Linked DNA regions of Homo sapiens: region 1 is linked to region 2. Evidence: chromatin loops called from intact Hi-C (ENCODE). Cell type or tissue: endothelial cell of umbilical vein. All regions are shown on one strand. Each heading gives the region's core, and the rest is flanking DNA. Links, peaks and the distances in the headings are about the cores only. Region 1 overlaps SGIP1 (SH3GL interacting endocytic adaptor 1). Region 2 overlaps SGIP1 (SH3GL interacting endocytic adaptor 1).

Region 1 (2,920 bases), core at 113-2,612, 110 kb after region 2:
CAGCCTCCCAAAGTGCTGGAATTACAGCTGTGAGCCACCATGCCTGGCCTAGAAAGATCTTTCTATCACTAGTTGAAATGGTCTGGGGAAAAAATATGTATTTTAGAGTTAAAAGTCTGCTACATCAGATCTTAGCTCTTCTGCTTTTACCGTGGACACCTCATTAAACCACTCCTATCACTATTTTCCTCTCCCATAAGTGGAACTGGTATCAACCACATAGTGGTGGTAAGAGTATTCAAATAGACAGTAACAGCTACTGGCCTTGTGATACGTGTTTTATAGACATTTTATATATACTCTATTCATATATCTTTCCTCTGTTAATCCTCTTCATAACTCTCTAAGGTTGCTTTTATTATCTCCACTTTACACTAAAGGAAGGCAGCGCAGAGAGGTTAAGCAACCTGCCAAGGTCCTACGGTCAGTGCAGAGGATAGATTCAAACCACATCCAACTGACTTCCCAGCCTGTCCTAGACAACATAATGAATTACAGCAGTACTTGCATAGTCCCTGCCACAGGATAGGTACTGAGAAGCACTAACTATTTGCATTATCATAGGTATTTTTAATAATCAGAACAGGAAGCAAAAAGAAAGAGAAGAAATGTTAAATTCAGTGTCCTTAGGCCCAAAACCTAATTGCCCTATGTTCGGTGCCTAAGCACTCATTTTTCTGGTTCTCTTAACATATTCACCAAGTGTTTTTAGGATAGTTTAGTTTCTTTTTATGATGCTGTAAAAGGTTTATGTAAAGACCCTTCAAGGATAGGAACCACTGCATAGAATGCAGGCGTTTTCAGTTTTGAAGCATATTTATAGGAGGCTTTAAATCAACCAACTTACAGCAAAACAAATGTTCATGGGGTTAATGTCTGGATTTTCAAATGGGTACCTGAAACAGAGCCAGTACATGTACTGATACTCAGAATGTCCTTACGTGACCACCCAGGAAGCAAATGCAGATTCTGCTCTGAAAGTTTTTATGTAGCTATATGTACACACACAGACACTCCTCCCACCCACACTCACACCACACTCCTATTTCTATTCTCTGCTTGAAAAGAATAAGGAGCAGCACATTCCTAAGTTAATTTTTTAGTACTGAGACAAGAGGAAAATAATTTTGTAAAGCTCAACTTGAAATCGAAATTTTAAGTTCTAAAGTATGGGGATTTTTTTTAACTCACCCTGGGAAATCTTCTTTTTTGTTTCCAGTTCTTTTAGATCAGCCTGAGATATGGGGTTCAGGCCAACCAATTAATCCAAGCATGGAGTCGCCAAAGTTAACAAGGCCTTTTCCCACTGGAAGTAAGTTATGTGTCTGCTCTGTCTGGAAAAATAAGTGACTCATTTTAGTGTCTGTCTGCATAGTGAAATTAGGCAACTCTTAAAAAGTCTATGTAAGCAACATTAGAACTGAATAATATTAAGAAGAGATGTTATTCTAACAGGCTTTCAAGTTAAAGAACTCAGGGCAGGTTATGAAGACAGGAAGAAAATAACATAATAAAGCAAATTATTAACCTTGAATCATAGCCTTTTCTGAAATCCCACATGCTTATTCATTCATTTATTCATTGTACGTAAGTAAGAATAAGAAGCAAGGGAGCTAAAGAAACTACTGCATTCCAGGCATTAGGCTATCATATAACACAGAGGTGAACAAGTCTAATACGGTCTCTGCTCATCCTATAGAGCAACTGAGGCTGCACAGGACAGAAAGGACACATTGATAGGAAAGAGTGACAATTGGGGAACAAGAGAACTGAGGCTATATGGTAGAGAGAAGCTGAGATAGTAGATCAGAGTAAATGTATGTGAAAGTTGCCATCAGTCTGGCTTCTTCCAGCATGACCCAGGCGTCTGGGAAAGGAGGTCCTGAAGATCCAGATAGCCGTTCACCGGTGGTGGGTTGGGCTATTTGGACTGAATGGATTGTTCATCAGGTAAAGCCACCCTTCTTAAAGATTTATTGAATTCCCTTTTCAGTAGACTGCCTCTGAAGCATGCCTGTGGAAAGCACTCTTTTCAAAAAAAGGTGTTTGGGGAGGAGAGAGATGCAGAGGATGTTTTTACTCCTTTGGGCTCACATACAGACCAACCAATACTTTTTCCAGTTCAGCATCTCCAGAGCTTACGCCTTGGTGCCTAAAGGTGATCATGAGAATTAACCGCGGGGATTCATAATCAAAGGCCAAGAGGTTGTTTGTTGGAAATATTATTGCTATAAAGCCGTGTGATCTAGCCTTTCCAAAGATATTTCCCTCATTAAACAGGATAGGAAAAACATCATTATCAACAATTTTTTAAAAACTTCTGAACTTTGAAAAATGTATTTTTAAAATATTTGAACCACAGTGGCATGATTTTGAATGTTTTCCCCTGCAAAACAAAACTAGTGAAAAAGCTGTAACTTCCTTGAAAAGCTTTCTTTACAGACCTGAGCTATGCAAGTGATCCCTAGAAAACCCTTTCCTAAATGCCAAGAAAGTAAATGAATTGTTTATGGAGGTGATGTATTGGTTTTAACTATTGGTATTTCAGAGCTGTGAGTCTTACGTGCTGTGGTTACACTTAGCACAGCACAGGCTGTTGTTTAATTGATGTGCATTATATCATTCTGCTCATGTTGTAGTTGCAGCATAAGTTTTCTATTTTAGCTTATTAGGCTTTTACAGTATTTTATTTGTTTTTATGGTATTTTGTTGATTATGACCTTGATTTTTGGCAGAGATCCTTAATCAGGAGCAGAGCCCCTGATTGACTCTTAACTTCTGTGGGAAAATATGGTCCACTAGAGGTGTAGCTTTCAGAAGCTCATAATTAAGATTAAGAACCACATATTCCTAGGCTTTAGGATGAGGGTTGTTAGTCATACTTATTGTGTGGAAGAACAGGATGCTACCTAAAAATAAT
Region 2 (2,920 bases), core at 174-2,673:
AATACACAATCTGAACAAGAGATGCCTAAGAGGGATACAACCCACCCAGTAAACCTTGGGATAATAGGGGAGGGTCAGTGTGTCTCAGGGCCGGCACGGGAGGTACTTCTACTTTAATACTGCAAAGTGTTACATAAGGCCAGAGGATTTGGAGCTGTCCCTCTGTCTGACTCCCGGGTTATTTGGAGGAACATGCCATGTTGCAGCAAGAAGAAACTTTCAAGACACAAATCTAGTCCAGAGCCTTCCTTTAACAGATTTGGTCACCAAGACAAGAGAAGAGAGTGACTTGCCCGATTCCACCAAGGTGAAGGGGAAGAAAGACAACTACCAGATCTCCTGACTGTGACCCTGGCTCTCCATCCACTCGGCTCCTATCTCTTCACAAGGGAAGACTGTGCTTTGATGATGTTTTGGGAAAGTGCTAGTGATTTAGAGTTCTCCAGCAGGCTGATTGGCTTAGCAGCTGGGAAATTCTGAATCACATCGGATGGAATGTTTTGTTTACTTCCTCCCAGCAGTGCTAAAGGGGAGAAAGAGTTTGTTCCCCCACCCCCCTCCACCCAAGTAATTTGCTGGAAGCAGTAAATAATTTCCCAGTTCATCTGATCTCCCTTCTAACCAATGTCTTCCTGTGGTAGTTGAAGAGAAAGAATATCATTTGAAATACTTGACTTATTTTCAGAAGCTAGCAAAGAGAAAGATGAATGTCTCTTCCTTAACTCTTAGAAAGCTACTATCCCTTACTGTTAGGGGCAAATTGTAACGCAGAGGTCCTATCTAGGGCAGCCAGTCCTGCCATGAATAGATGTGTGTCCAGAGATTGTTAAACCCAGACTGTAAGCAATCATATAGTTCAACAGGTCAGAAGCCCTTTCTTAAACCAAATTAAAGTCAACATTCAATAAACAAAAACTGATAAAATTGGAGCGGCTTAGATTGAAGTTAGGAGTTGAAAACATCTTAATCTTCCCCTTACCCTGCTGTAATAGTCTCTGAGACAGATCTCTAAAGAAGCAATTTGGAAACGACTAAACTAGTTCAGCTGACTCACTCTATCAATGGTGATTTCAGAATGACCTTCCCTATGTCCCATGGCTAAGGAGTGGCATACCTGGACTTGAACTCAGGTCTCCTCAGGCTCAGTCCATTGACTCTTCTATAATTCACTAACATGGTAAAATGCTGTCATGACTTATGCCTCATCTGGAACTAAGATCTCCTTGGAAGCAGAGAGTGACCGGATGAAGTTAGGCAATATGTTACTGTATCCAGTAACCAGGGAAAATTCAGTGACATTGAGTCAGAGGAAGCTGTGGTTTGACCTGACCAATATAAACAAATGTACACAAGCAAAGCAGGCGTGGAAATACATATATTTCATGTGATTCTTGAGATAGTTAGGATGTCTGTGTCATCTGCCATTTCCTCTTTACACTGGTCCACATACAGCCCAAAGATGCCCTGCAGTCGTGAGCAGACAATACAAGCAGGAAATCATGCTGCATCAGTTATTCTTTTTGTAAAAATGTAATGGTAGGAGGTGTTCACCAGTCCACACAAAGGTAAAGAAACTAACTTTGATCTAGTGGTCACCAAGAATCACACAATCTACTATCTGTGGGCTTTTAGGGTAGTTACTTCAGTCCCCTCCTTCCCAAGGAGGAATTTACAGGGAAATGAGATTTTACACCTAGAGTCCTCAACTTCATGTCTGGGGTACAGTAAGCTTGCAATAGTACTAGTGAGTATTTTTGTTATGTAACTAGCGTAATAGTAACACTTCTTACAATAACCCTGTGGGGCTTATAATGATCAGTCCTCATTTTCCAAATGAAGAAAAACTGAGGTCTGGAGAGCTTAAGTGCCTGGCCCGAAGTCATACAATCTGGAAGGGGGCAGACAGTAGATGTAAAACCAGGACCCCCTGACTCCACTGCCAGTTTGCTTTGTGCTACAGTGATTCCCCCAGTAAATTTCTACTTGAGTTCCATGTCTGGGGAAAAACGTTTCTGCTAATGCATTGTCATCTGACATGTAATTTGGGTGTCTCCCTTTTCAGTTTAGTGCTAGAAAACTTGTAACCAAATTTATTGCCCAGGTATAATACTCTAACTAATTCTGAAATAATTTATCCCTTTTCTTTCATTTATATGGGCTCTTATTTTTGATGGCCTGATTTTCATTTATTTTATGTTTGAAACATCTTACCATGTTACTCTTGGGATGTCTTTACAAAAACTGTCATCATTATCAGAAATGAGTAGAAATTCAAACTTAATTATGTTAGAGTTGTATTAAGGGGTAAGGGGCATAAAAAGGATAAACCAAGGTTTCTGGCATCAAGAAACTTACAGATTAATTGGGGACAATAGAGCTATACATGAAAACGATGAGGCAGTAAAAAAATTCCAAGTGAGAGAGGTATGAGCAGAAAGTACCTCTGAAGAGAGAGAGATTTCTAAAATTGGAGGTTGTATTGGAAAAGACTTTCTGAAATTTGGGCTTAGATTTCCAGAAAAAGCTGGTCACGGTGGAATCCAAAAGCTAGAAGACTCTCGCTCCTCTAAGTTAAATAAATCATTTGCTTACACATTTATTCAACACACTTTTGTTCACCTCCCTGTGCTAGACTCTGTGTTGGCACTGGGTGGTGAGTACACTAAGAATTGCCTTCGCTCTTGTAGAATATAAAGTGTAGGTTTTCAAGAAAAACATTATTAATGCTACTATGTTATATTTCTAGAAGAAAGTAGAAAGCAGGAAATACTGAAATCAAGTGTAGTGTAAATTGTAAGCAGTCATCTCATTCTCATTTGCCAGCCCATGTAATAGTAAATTTTATTTCAAGTAAAATATTTTAGGTCCTTACGGCTTCAGTTAGATTCAACCCAAACTAGCCATTACACTGAATGAAAGA

The links. A loop is a pair of places that touch in the nucleus more often than their neighbours do. Peaks named below come from ENCODE experiments on the same cell type or tissue, not always from the same donor. Only the 100,000 strongest peaks of a DNase experiment are listed, where the experiment ranks them.
Region 1: it touches region 2 in a loop (6-fold over the local background); 2 of 110 quality-filtered maps call a loop at or near these places.

Annotation. Positions count from the first base shown.
Region 1 is chr1:66,675,785-66,678,704 of GRCh38, forward strand. It overlaps SGIP1 (SH3GL interacting endocytic adaptor 1), which reads left to right. Exons shown (of 25, transcript NM_032291.4): 13 at 1,220-1,312. Among named protein-coding and RNA genes, the nearest start is that of MIR3117, 49 kb to the left of the region's middle. In endothelial cell of umbilical vein, for the core only: no CTCF peak of the experiment used is centred there; a DNase peak (open chromatin) is centred at 1,317; H3K27ac peaks cover 1,816 bases.
Region 2 is chr1:66,563,151-66,566,070 of GRCh38, forward strand. The region is part of intron 1 of SGIP1 (SH3GL interacting endocytic adaptor 1); the gene reads left to right. Among named protein-coding and RNA genes, the nearest start is that of SGIP1, 30 kb to the left of the region's middle. In endothelial cell of umbilical vein, for the core only: no CTCF peak of the experiment used is centred there; DNase peaks (open chromatin) are centred at 481 and 1,291; H3K27ac peaks cover 2,139 bases.